Linked DNA regions of Homo sapiens: region 2 is linked to region 1. Evidence: chromatin contacts called from ENCODE Hi-C data. All regions are on one chromosome and are shown on one strand. The core of a region is the stretch at or near the end of the contact, and the rest is flanking DNA. Distances in the headings are between cores, read along the strand shown.

Region 1 (5,828 bases), core at 1,423-3,922:
GCTCCCCTTTCTCAGGCAGGCTAGAAAACTGATTAGTATTTCAGATGAAAAATGATGGTGGGTTATACTAGATTGTTAACAGTGGGAATAAAGAGAAATAAATGGATTTTTCTGTATTTTAGAAATAGAGCCAAAAACACTTGGAGATGGATTGGATATAGGGAGTCAAAGAAGAGCAGCATCATGGTTTCTTCCTTGAGAAACTGGTAGAATTATGGAGCTATTCAAATAAGTCTTGGGGGAAAAAAGAAGGGTTTGAGGTAGAATAAAGTTTGTGACCCAATAAAAAGTTAGTGAGTATATCTAAAAAACACCTAGACTTAGAGATGATCTCATCCGATGCCTTTCCATTGAAATTAATACATGGAAGAGGTTATGTCACACATAGGATCCTGTGTGACCAATGTCACACAGACAATTGGTGGTAGAGCTGGAAATAGAATACGAGTCCCTCAGAATCCTGCTAAGAAGCCACAGATCAGCACCAAGCAAGATGATCATTACAGACTGAGTGAGCCCCTATTACTTTAGTCCTCTTCTTCCCCTGACCAATGCAGTAAAAAATATTTTAATAAAATTGTTGGGTTCATTTAATATAGTTAAGCAAGTTATGAACTGCATATTTATATTTCCTTAATAAAAGTGAGGGAAGTAAAGGCAGATAGAATATAAAAAGCAGTGTTACCCTTGACAGTAATAAATCTATTGTGGAGTCATTAATAACATTTACTCATGTATACTATTTGTAAAAGGTATACATGACATTCCCTCTCAAGTACTGTACATTCTATTTTGCAAGATAACACACATGAAAATAATTCAGGACAATAGGAGAGACGTCATAAGGCAATACTAGAATAACTGCCAAATGAATTACATAAACAATACTGTTTTGGAAAAAGGTACTCTGAAGTAGGCCCTAAGAGAAGGTTTAAGCTAAGCTCTGGAGAATTTGTAAAACCACACAGGGAAGGGGATTAAACAAACCTATAAAATATGTTCACAGGGTGATAGGTTTGGGGCTGAGGTTTGGAAGTGGAGAGAGTAAGCTATTTTAGACTAGGTGAACAGAGACATTCTGTTTGGTATGAGATTTGGGCCTGAATGATACAGAGGAAACAAGGAATGTGATAATGGGAGAAGGGGAGAATATTCTAGATTCTAGACCAAGTACAAATAATCCCTACGTTACTGTCTGTGTATTAGGCTCCATAGATCTAATACACAGAGATCTTGCTCGATGGTAAAATAATGGGATATGAATTCCTGAATTTAAACAAATTCTCTTTCTGAGCTCATTGTCTCCATCAGTAATAACTAGTGCACAGAACATGTGCAATAACGTACACAGAAGTGTTTTGGAAACAGAAACGTAATGTATCAAAGTTATAAAAATCAGTTTAAAACGACAAGAAGGAAAGGTTATATGATTCTTAGTTAAAAATGGAGAAGTGAGTTATGATCATTGCTGATATGGGTATTAGTATCACTTACGTATCTTTACACTGTCTCTTATTGTACTTTTTATGCGTATGATTTATTTGCCTTACCAGATTGTAAGCTCCCTGCAGCTGGTAAGCAGATTTTCAACATGGCAGCTGACACAGGCTTTTGGTTAGCTAAGATGATATATTAAGCCAATAATTCGTTTTACTGTCCTTTGGGGATCTGAATTTGTGTGTGTGTGTGCTCAGAATCCCATCTACTTTCGAGGGATTCGGGGGGCTTATGATATCACGAAAAGTTAATGAAGACAAGTATAGATAAAAACATAATAGAACCCATCTTAAATAGGACAGAAATCATAGGCAGGTAATTGTGTTAATTACTACCGCTGGCCTTTGGCTGATATTTCCGGGCAGTCAGAGGAAGAAGGAAATCGGCTGAATCCCGCAGTACCGCACTTTAATCGACCTCCAGGTAGTCATTTACAGTCATCTGCAGAGACCAACTTTTCCCTGGACCAAAACCTGCAGGGCACTTGGATCGCGTGGGCTTTCATACGAGAGTCAACAACAGCCTACACGGAACAACTAAGGAAACAGACATACATCAATATGACCCTTCGCAAAGTCTGAGAAAATAACTGAGCAAAGTTATTTACTTGTTTCTGTTGCTGTTAGAGCAAGGACCTCTGTCATGATGGAAACACTGATACCTCAACAATGGAATCCTGTTTTCTCGCTAGTGCTCTAGCCCAGGCTTGGCAATAGCAAAACAGCACCTGGGTCGCTTCATCGCCCCAAATAAACAGCCAGCATTAGCTCAGCTGCTCGCTGGCAGCCTCGGATCCAGGCGGGGTCAGTGTTGCGCACTGGGGATAGTGCCTCTGCTCGGCCTTCGGAGGGAGGGTTTCAGGTAGGCTGCTGCTAAGGGTCGGGAGCGTACTGTGTGAGGGTGGGTCTTAGGCTGATGCGGATGGGGGCAGGGAAAGAAGGAACTCAGGGCTGATGCGTTGCACAACTGCAGGGGGCACCACTGCAGACCCCCTCCTAGAGATGGAAACCTCTCGTGCCCCGTACACGAAGCAGCTGAAGCCAAGGACATTCTCTTCTCTGTGGGTCACAGGGGCCAACTCAGACCCTGAGAATAAGGGCTACCATCCCACTCCTCCCTCAGACCCCGGAGCTCACCCACCTGCAACTGCAGTCTCCGAAGTCTCCACCCCAGTCTCCCTGCCTCCAGAGGACTGGTTGCGATTGGCCTGCACCGCTGTCCCGTTAACTCTTCCGCAAGTGTGAGTGGCGTAACTGTCGGGCTCTTGGCCTTGGTCCCGCCCTTCGCTCGCCTCCGAAGCCTCGCCTACTTGACGTCATACAATGCCGCAAAGCGCAGGGCTGATCTCCGTCTCCGCCCCCAGCTGCTTTCTCCGAGAGGAGGTGGCTGAGTCGGGGGCGGGCTGGGAGGGCTGTCGGTGGGCCAGTCTGCGTAGCGACGGCCCGTCCCCTGCGCACGGACGCCGGGAAGAAGGGGGTGGGGCCACGTTTGCGTCCGCGCCATCAGGCCCGAGATAGCGGCGAGGTCCGCTTTCAGTGTATGGTTTTCCCTGCCAAACGGTTCTGCTTGGTGCCATCCATGGAGGGCGTGCGCTGGGCCTTTTCCTGCGGCACTTGGCTGCCGAGCCGAGCCGAATGGCTGCTGGCAGTGCGATCGATTCAGCCCGAGGAGAAGGAGCGCATTGGCCAGTTCGTCTTTGCCCGGGACGCTAAGGCAGCCATGGTACTACAGGTCTTTTTTGGTATTTAGAGCCTAGGAAGCAGATCTTGGGGGAGGCGGGCCGGGCTGTGGAGACCCGACACTCCCGCGCTGGCCGCGACCCTCTCGCTGTGGAGCCTGTGGCCGGCCCGGGCGACAGCAGCCGGCGCTGCGGAGTTGTGGGCGACGCACGGCCTGGTTTCCACGGCCTTTGTAACCGCCTTGGAGGCCGCGATGGCTGTAAACATTATCTCTTTCCCCTTGTTATTTCAAATGGAGACCCTCCTAAACCATGAAATAAGTGTAGGGAAGGCCGACAAAATTGGGTTTTTCTGTAATGAATGTTTTTATGTCTTTATCTTTAAATGTTATTTTTTTTTGTTTGTGTGCGTTCATAGCCTATGCTTATTCTGCCTGTTAAATATCCCATCATTCTCCAAGGACTCCCTGCACGTGGTAGGCCCTAGAAATTATTGACAGTATGATTTAGTTTGTAGCCCTGCGCTCCCCGGGATTGAAGCCAATGAAATTGAAGCCAGAGAGGATACCTTCCTCACTAGATGCCATGGGAAACAGTATTTTACGTAGATTTATTTATTTTAGCTATGTATTTTGAAGCAACAAATGGAAAACTGGATTTCAAAACAAGTAATCTGTACAATATGGTGCAATTTGAAACAACCGTGAATTACCATCATTTAAAAGACAGTCCTTTCTTAAAAATGTCCCATATTGAAACACTTTCTGTTTGAAATGTAGACTAGTTGATAATTTTTAAGGCACATTGGTGAAAATTTTTTACTCATTTGTAAGGAATTGTAAAATAAGCTACATTTAAAAGCCTGCAGTTTTTAAAAGTCAGTGTTAGAATTGAAGAAGAAAAAAACCTGAAAGATATTTTTAAAAATATATACTTTGTCATCTTATATTCTTGTTTTTTTGTGTGTGTGTTTTTAGTAATTATTTAAAAAATAATAATTGGAGGTGGGAGAGAGCAGAACAAGATAGGTCATGCCTTGCTAATTGTTGAAGCTGGGTGATCAATATATGGGATCTAGAAATACATATGCACAGATGTAGGTACAGTAGGGTTGCTCACTGCAGAGTTGTTTTTGACAGCAAGTCTAGAGCCAGCCTAAAATGTCCAATAAAGGGGAAATAATATTATGAAATATGCTACAGTTAAAACTGCATGGACCAGACGTGTGTGTACAGACATAAAATACTTCCCAATACTTATAAATTTAAAGCTTATATGTGGTAGAATACTGCATAAGTATAATCTCATGTTTGTGTTTATATGTAGAGTTAGCAAAAACATGTAAATGCACATATATTTAAATACAGAAAAGACTGACAGGATGCCAGCTGTTAACTTTGGTCACTAGCAAAGGAGAGGGAATTGCTAAGGCGGGCTTTAACTTTTTATCTACTTAAGCATTGCTTAAGTCTTAATTAACGTGTGTTTAATACTTAAGTATTTTGAAAAGTTTTAAAAATGAAAATTTTAGAAACCAAAAAAAAGTACTATTGCATACAGTGTGCTTGTATCTTTAGTAGACATCAGTACATACCAAATGTTTTATGTACTTAACAGGCTGGTCGTCTGATGATAAGGAAATTAGTTGCAGAGAAATTGAATATCCCTTGGAATCATATTCGTTTGCAAAGAACTGCAAAAGGAAAACCAGTTCTTGCAAAGGACTCATCGAATCCTTACCCGAATTTCAACTTTAACATCTCTCATCAAGGAGACTATGCAGTGCTTGCTGCTGAACCTGAGCTGCAAGTTGGAATTGATATAATGAAGACTAGTTTTCCAGGTAACGTTGCATTTTTCTAGTATGGCAGTTAAGTGTCTCGATGCCTCAGTTCTATTGCTATTGAGTAATCTCAGGCCAGGAGATGTATTAGAGATATTTCAGTTTAGGGAAAATGTGCTTAGTACACAAAGGTAATGGAGAGCATAAATCTGAAAAGGGTATATTTCCATGAATATTTACAGACTTACACATAAATAATAGATTATCCGTTACTGGGGATCCATAACTTTGCCTAGAGGTAAAGTGAAATATTAAGTGAAATTTTTTTTGAATTATACTTCAATTTATTTCACTTAAACATTAACCACAATTTTTCAGTTAATTGTTTGTTTTTTAAAAAAGAATCTGAATAGTAAAGTACATTGTAGTCCTTATGTAGAGATAACGTATACAGTTGACACATGAACAACACAAGTTTGAACTGCATGGGTCTACTCATGTGAATTTTTTTCAGTAGTTGGCCCTCTGTCCCCATAGATTCTGCATCCACAATCAAACGTGTATCAAGATTCAGTATTTGCAGGATATGAAACCTGAGGATGTGGAGGGCTGACTTCATATATGCAGGTTCCATAGGGCCGCATGCGCAGATTTTGGTATCTGAGGAGGGTCCTGGAACCAGTCCCCAGTGGATACCAACGGGCGACTCTTTGTTCTGCATCTAAATACATCTCTTTTTAGCCCATTTATGTAAGTAAAAATGAGGAGCAAGCATTATTAAAATATTTAAGTTGCTTATATATTGCCTTAGAAATTTGTTAGTGGTGGCTTTAAGGACCACTAACATTTGTGGTGAAGTTGAATGTACCC
Region 2 (6,274 bases), core at 2,617-5,116, 4.2 Mb before region 1:
GACAGAGCCTTGCTCTGTCACCCAGGCTGGAATGCAATTGCACAATCTCGGCTCACTGCAACCTCTGCCTCCCAGTTTCAATCGATTCTCCTTCCTCCGCCTCCCAAGTAGCAGGGATTACAGGCGCTTGCCACCACGCCCAGTTAATTTTTGTGTTTTTAGTAGAGATGGGGTTTCACCATGTTGGCCAGGCTGGTCTCAAACTCCTGACTTCAGGTGATCCACCTGTCTTGGCCTCCCAAAGTGCTGGGATTACAGGCGTGAGCCACCATGCCAGGCCTCCCCGCCCAAATCTTACGTCAAACTGTAATCCCCAATGTTGGAGGTAGGGCCTGATGGAAGGTGATTGGATCATGGGGGCAGATATCCCCACTGATGCTGTTCTCACAATAGTAAGTGAGTTCTCATGAGATCCGGTCATTTTAAAAGTGTGTGGCACCTCCCCTCTCTCTTTCAGTCCTGCTCCTGCCATGTAAGATGCCTGCTCCCACTTTTCCTTCTACCATGAGTAAAAAGCTCCCTAAAGCCTCCCCAGAAGCAGATGCTGCCATGCTTTCTGTACAGCCTGCAGAACCATGAGCCAATAAAACCTCTTTTCTTTATAAATTACCGACTCTCAGGTGTTTCTTTATAGCAGTGCGAGAACTGCCTAATACACCCTACCTCACTCTATTCCAGCAACAGTGGTCTTGTGCTGTTCTTTGAGCACAACAGTATGATTCTGTCCTCACAGTCTTCTGTACTCACAGACCCCTGTGCCCTTATTCTTCATCCAGATATTTGAATGGCAACCTCTTTCCTTCATTCAGACCTCTGTCCTAATTTCCCTTCCTTTGGGGCCTTTCCTGAGCACCCTCTCACAGATAGAACTGACATTGGTCTCTATCCCCCTTCACTATCCCACTTTCCATGTAGCACTTTTCACTACCCTAATATGTTCTAGTGGGGAAGAAAAATAAATATAAGCTTCACGAACATAAGGACTTTGAAGTTTTATTCACTGTATCCCTAGCACCTGGAAAGTGCTTGGCACATAGTAGGTGCTCAATATATATTTCCTTAGCAAAAGAAGGAATTGTTTTATGGTTTTAAAGTGTGAAAGAATATAACATTGTATTTAATTCAGATGCCCCTTCTGATAAAAAATAGGGATTTTAGGGTAACATTCTTCTTTACTGCTTGAATCACAACTGCCTTTCCTGTCAAGAGATGAAGTTGATAAAATCCTCAAATTTTTTATTATCCAAATATCTAATCCTAAAGCCTTTTTCCATAAATAACACTGACAAAAAAGTCATGACAAAATCAAGCATCATGATGTTCAGAGCCCCTTGGGCCCTGCCTTTCTATAAGAATCTAGGATTCTACAACTTAAATAGAATGTGGAAAACCCACTTAATATTTTGAAGAAATAAAGAAAGAATTTAAAGGTCGAAAAAACCTATGATTAAAAAAACTGGCAACATTGTTTGAAATTTCTTTTCTTCTTGGTTGTTACCGTAAAACAATATTTGAATGAAGAATAATTATATAAGTCTAAACTGAAATAAAATCCTAAGCCCCCACTGACTGAATAGACCCCCTCTTGGCCAAGGGGACCCTGGGAAAACCTTAAAACTGAGTTCCCAGCCATAATGGGATGGAAGGTCAGCTATGCCTCATTATATCCTCTTCCTGTTGTAGTTTGGACACAATTGACCAGGATTAACGTTAAAGTAGAGATCATTAGACTGACGGAACAGACACTTGGTGGCAGTAAGATATCAAATTACAAATAGGACCTAAGGCCATGCCAGGCAAGGGTTAAGTCATGCACTCCTACACTTAAAGAATAAACTATGTTTAACTTCCACAAGTTTTCTGTTTTTCTCTAGCAGCTAAACAAACACTGGCCTTGAGATAAGCAATAGTAAAACAATCGTAGCTCACCACCAGACACTGACTAACTGACCCTCTGTTCCATAAGCCATAACTACAGCTTTGATTGGACAACAGACTGATTTCAATAACTTTCTCCTGATGAGAACATCACCAACCATGAGGTGGTTCTGGCCAGTTTAAGAGGACTGCTCACTTGAGTGCCTTTGTGTCCTAAAAAAAATTTAGACATAATAGGGCCTAATTGTAATGCAATTAAATGTTAAGTCTCCAGCCCAAAATGAACATGGGTCATATGTTACTGTTTGTTCAATATACATGCATCAGAACTACCTTCATAAATATTCATAGCTCCTCCTATATCCTATAAATTATGTATGTTTAGCCAACTTTTCAGCATAAATCTCCTACCTCAACATCCCTCCTTCAAAGTACCTGCCTCTTTAGGCTTCAGTTGGAGGCACACTCCCAGCTTGTGGGATGGCCCTCCTTTCAGGCTGTAACCCTTTCCTCTCCTTTCTAGATTCATAAATTACGTGTTTTTTTAAGTTAACGTAAGAAAGGATTTATAGGCAATTGAGAAACCAAATTATGCTTCTTAGTGCTAATATACCAAGCCACAAAGCAGTGAGATGCCTAGGACTTACGAGATCGCAAACTAATAATATAGCAAAAGCTGGACTTCTGGAAAGCTAACCATGCCTAAATATTCCAAATAGCAACTCTAATATTCTCATATTCATCTGTACTTTGCACTGCCCTACTTTACTCAGATCACCCATGGGGAGACAAACGTGTGATGACAGCAGTGGGAATAGAATCAAGGCCATTGCCTGTGGCTAGGCCAATTAAAAACTTGCCAAGATAGCCAAGTGTCCAGTTGTATACATTTAGCTTTTCATGTCAGAATTGTATATTTTATCCTGTTGGTATGCTTCTGAAGGAGAGTTCATGTGTTTTGTGTCTTAAATCGAAACTGGATTTGTTGTGGCACTTTAAAATCTGTCGCCAGTGTACATTCCAATTTGAGTCATTGCAACCAAGTTTGCAAAGATTGTTTTAAACAGTTTCAACTGGAAAAGTTTATTATTTGAAATCTTAAAATGAACAAATTAATTCACAAAGGCAGAGACATTTGAATGGTGGGTGAATAATCTTTATTTGGTCTGTACTTTCTGCTTCCAATCTGGGAATTTTTCCAAGAAAACACTGACTGAAATACAGTCAGAATTTATATATGCATTTACATTAGGCTCCAACAATAAGATTCAGCCTTTTTCAAAACTGTCACTTGCATAGCCAATAAACTAGTGTCTCAAAAATCCATTTAATTTTCCATACTTCCCAAAACCATTTCAATGCGATGATCTCTTTTGGCATATCTTCCCAAGAGATTGCTAGTTTTGCTGTGATGGTCCATTTCCAGAATCTGGCAGCAATGCGAGAACCATTAGGAGGCTTTGAAATGTAGACCTTCTAAGTAGGGCAAAGGCAAGGAAGACGACTGCAGAGGGAATGCCAGAAGCATTACCGAGTGGATGAGAGAATGCAGGGAAGGAAAATTTCCACTTCACAAAGACATTTTAAAGAGACGGTGTTTGGGGATGATGATGCCACAGAAAGACTCACAACTCAAAATCTCACAACAGGATTCAGTAGTTTAACAAATTCAACTCCAAATTGTCCCCCAGACAATCACTGCAGACTCCTCCCGGTGGCAATTGCCTGTATCTGAGGATTTTACATCTGTCTTTCGTCACTGTCGGTACTGCCACAAAAACACTCTCATAAAAAGGGAGGCAGAACTGCATCAGGCTCTAAAACAACACTCAGCTCACCCCTCGCGCAACAACCCGGGTCCCTAGGGATGCTTGGGTTGCCACCCGCCGCTCGAAGCTGGAGGGGCCGCCGGAGCCTGCGATTGGCTGCTTCGGGCACATCGTCCCGCCCCGACCTGTAGCTCCTCCCAGGTTTCCGTTGTCAAGGACGCGCCGTCGGTTGTTGTCAAGATGGCGGCTGCAGGGTTGCTGCCGCCCCATCTGCTATTGCCCGGCGAGGTCGCCGCTGCCTCAGCTGCCATCGCCGCTACAGGCACCAGTGCCGCTGCGCGGGAGCTAGGGCTGTCGAGGCCAACCCTTCCGCGCCCGTGACGCGGGGCCTGAGAGACGGAGTGTAGGGAGGGGCCGAGCAGGAGGAGGAGGAAGCCGGAGCTGCCATGAGGGAGGTTCTGGGGGCGAGCAGACAGGCGGCGCTGAAGTGAAGGATGCTGGCGGGGAGGCCCGGAACCCGGAGCGCGGTCGGGGAACTGGGCACTGAATCATCGGACAACCTCGACAGAGCCCCCCTCGGCCCTCGGGAGAGCGGCGGGCATCACCGACCTGGCTCTTACCTGTATCCTTCCCAGCCTGTGGCTGCCAGGGTAGCGATGTTGAAAACGGGGCCCATCTTTTTCCAATTAGATTCCCATTACCTTTGACGCAGGGTGATCAAAACTAGCAAGTCATCTTAGTGCAGATATTTCCTTTAGCAACTGTCGTGTCTCACCTTAGACCTGAAATTATACCATTTTATCTAATTCTGTGGCTGCTTCCCCCCATCACCCTGTTATCCTACTCCCATTCTTCAACTTTGTAAAATTTTTGTGAATTTTAAAACACATCAACTGTGTATTCTGTGGGGATATTTTTATGCCATTATGTTCTTTACTTACATATTAACTACTTCCTGATTTATCGTACTACTTGGAGAGAGAAATTACACAAATAAGTAAAATGTTTTGCTATCCTAAAGAGTCCGTTTTAACAGTTATCCTAACACAGCCCTAAATGCATTTACCAGAGCTGCTAAAGGCTACACAGTTTGGTAAGTTGTTTTGTTTTCCATCTCTGCCCAGTCTGTTGTCAGAGCGACAGAAAAGAGGAAATGAGAAACAGGGGACCTGGACGCTTTACAATCTGGATTAACTCTGACTTTTCTCGAAGAGTTGGTTAAGCCTACCTTTGATGTTGCTGTTGGTTGCATTGTAGAAAATGGAAAGAGGAGAAGTATTTTGTTATCAAAATCTGTAAATCAGGTTTATTCCTTTAGAGACTGTTGTGATGATTAGGATTTAACCTTTGTATTCCCAAAGGACTTGGTTGGCAATGATGGTGTTGTGTAATCATCTTCAGTCTTGTCAGAGATGAGTGTCTTCTCTTTCCAAGTTAACTCTGTTTTCTTATCCCCTTTGTCTCCAATTTCTAGGATGTTCTTTGTACTCTGTTACAATTTTAGCAGCAAGTCAACAATTTGTATTGAGTGCCTGCTCTTTGGCTGACTCTGTTCTAGGTTCTAGGGATACAAATCTAGTGAGGAAGACAAATGTGTATAGAGCTTCACTAAAAGTAAAATATCTCTTCTCCGATCATGCTTTCTGCAATCTTCCATCCCTTCAGTCTTTTCTTTCTTTGGGCAGGTTCTCAAAATGGTAGCTTGCAATAGCTGCTTCTAGTTCCTCTCATCTATTCATTATTAACCCCATTCAGTTTGGCTTTTGCCCTTGCTGCTCCCCAAAATTGCCCTCTTAAAGGTTACTCTGAAATGAACACAATCATTTTCTGTATGGATTTAATTCTGGCCTCTTGACATTATATTTTCTTGGACACAACTGCTATTACACGACCCTGATTTATCTCTAAATCAGAAAATAGGGAAGTATTGTAAATGGCTCATTGAGAGTGTATTTTCTGTTATTTTCATTAATAAAATGGTTGTAGGCCTCATTTTTTAAATTTTATGTGGTATAAATTTTTGATACAAATGCCAAAGAAAATATTCATAAATAGAATCCAGCAATACTTTGAATGAACACAACCAAATAGACTCTATTCCAGAATTAGAATGACATTTCCTATAAAGAAATACAACACTAAAAAAGATCCTTAAAGGCTAAATATATAGTTAAAATTAGGCAAGTTATAAATGAACATTTTAATAGATGACCAATAGACTTTGATAAAATCCAACAATGTGTGTGTGTGTGTGTGTGTGTGTGTGTGTGTGTGTGTGTGTGTGTGCTGGTTTATATATATTTTTGCTAGTTTGCATATGTGTGTATATATATGTTTAGATAATATATATTTAAATTGGAACAGAGGAATTATTTTTGAACATAATAAAGATTATAACACTAAATCAAGAACATTATGTTTGCTAGCTGGAAAAACACTAAAGTACCTTTTATATAAGTTTAATTGGAATGTTCTTTGTGTCTATAATGTTTCCCATTGGATACCTAGCACAGAGTAGGTGCTCAAATTTACATGACTAAATGAAAAAAAGGAAAGAAAGCAAATGAAAGGACCACAGCCTTAAAATAAGCAAGTATGTGGTAACATTTACATTTCAATTTCAAATA

Evidence for each region. Hi-C counts contacts between places; a loop is a spot of excess contacts on that map. Pooled maps may share reads with other maps.
Region 2: a map of B cell shows a loop between it and region 1 (32-fold over the local background). The contact joins the promoter of CEP126 here to the promoter of KBTBD3 in region 1. A Hi-C loop is called at or near these places in 4 of 168 maps with a recorded cell type or tissue (B cell, CD4-positive, alpha-beta T cell, CD8-positive, alpha-beta T cell and 1 more), 2 of 37 single-sample maps with no recorded cell type and 12 of 50 pooled maps.

Annotation. Positions count from the first base shown.
Region 1 is chr11:106,074,675-106,080,502 of GRCh38, forward strand. It overlaps KBTBD3 (kelch repeat and BTB domain containing 3), which reads right to left and starts at 2,673. Exons shown (of 4, transcript NM_198439.3): 1 at 2,638-2,673; 2 at 1,833-2,033. It overlaps AASDHPPT (aminoadipate-semialdehyde dehydrogenase-phosphopantetheinyl transferase), which reads left to right and starts at 2,988. Exons shown (of 6, transcript NM_015423.3): 1 at 2,988-3,219; 2 at 4,793-5,018. The coding sequence starts at 3,037. RefSeq lists enhancers at 2,466-2,585, 2,596-2,705, 3,016-3,255.
Region 2 is chr11:101,911,144-101,917,417 of GRCh38, forward strand. It overlaps CEP126 (centrosomal protein 126), which reads left to right and starts at 3,867. Exons shown (of 11, transcript NM_020802.4): 1 at 3,867-4,269. The coding sequence starts at 4,142. It overlaps ANGPTL5 (angiopoietin like 5), which reads right to left and starts at 5,379. Exons shown (of 9, transcript NM_178127.5): 1 at 4,876-5,379. RefSeq lists an enhancer at 3,786-3,885.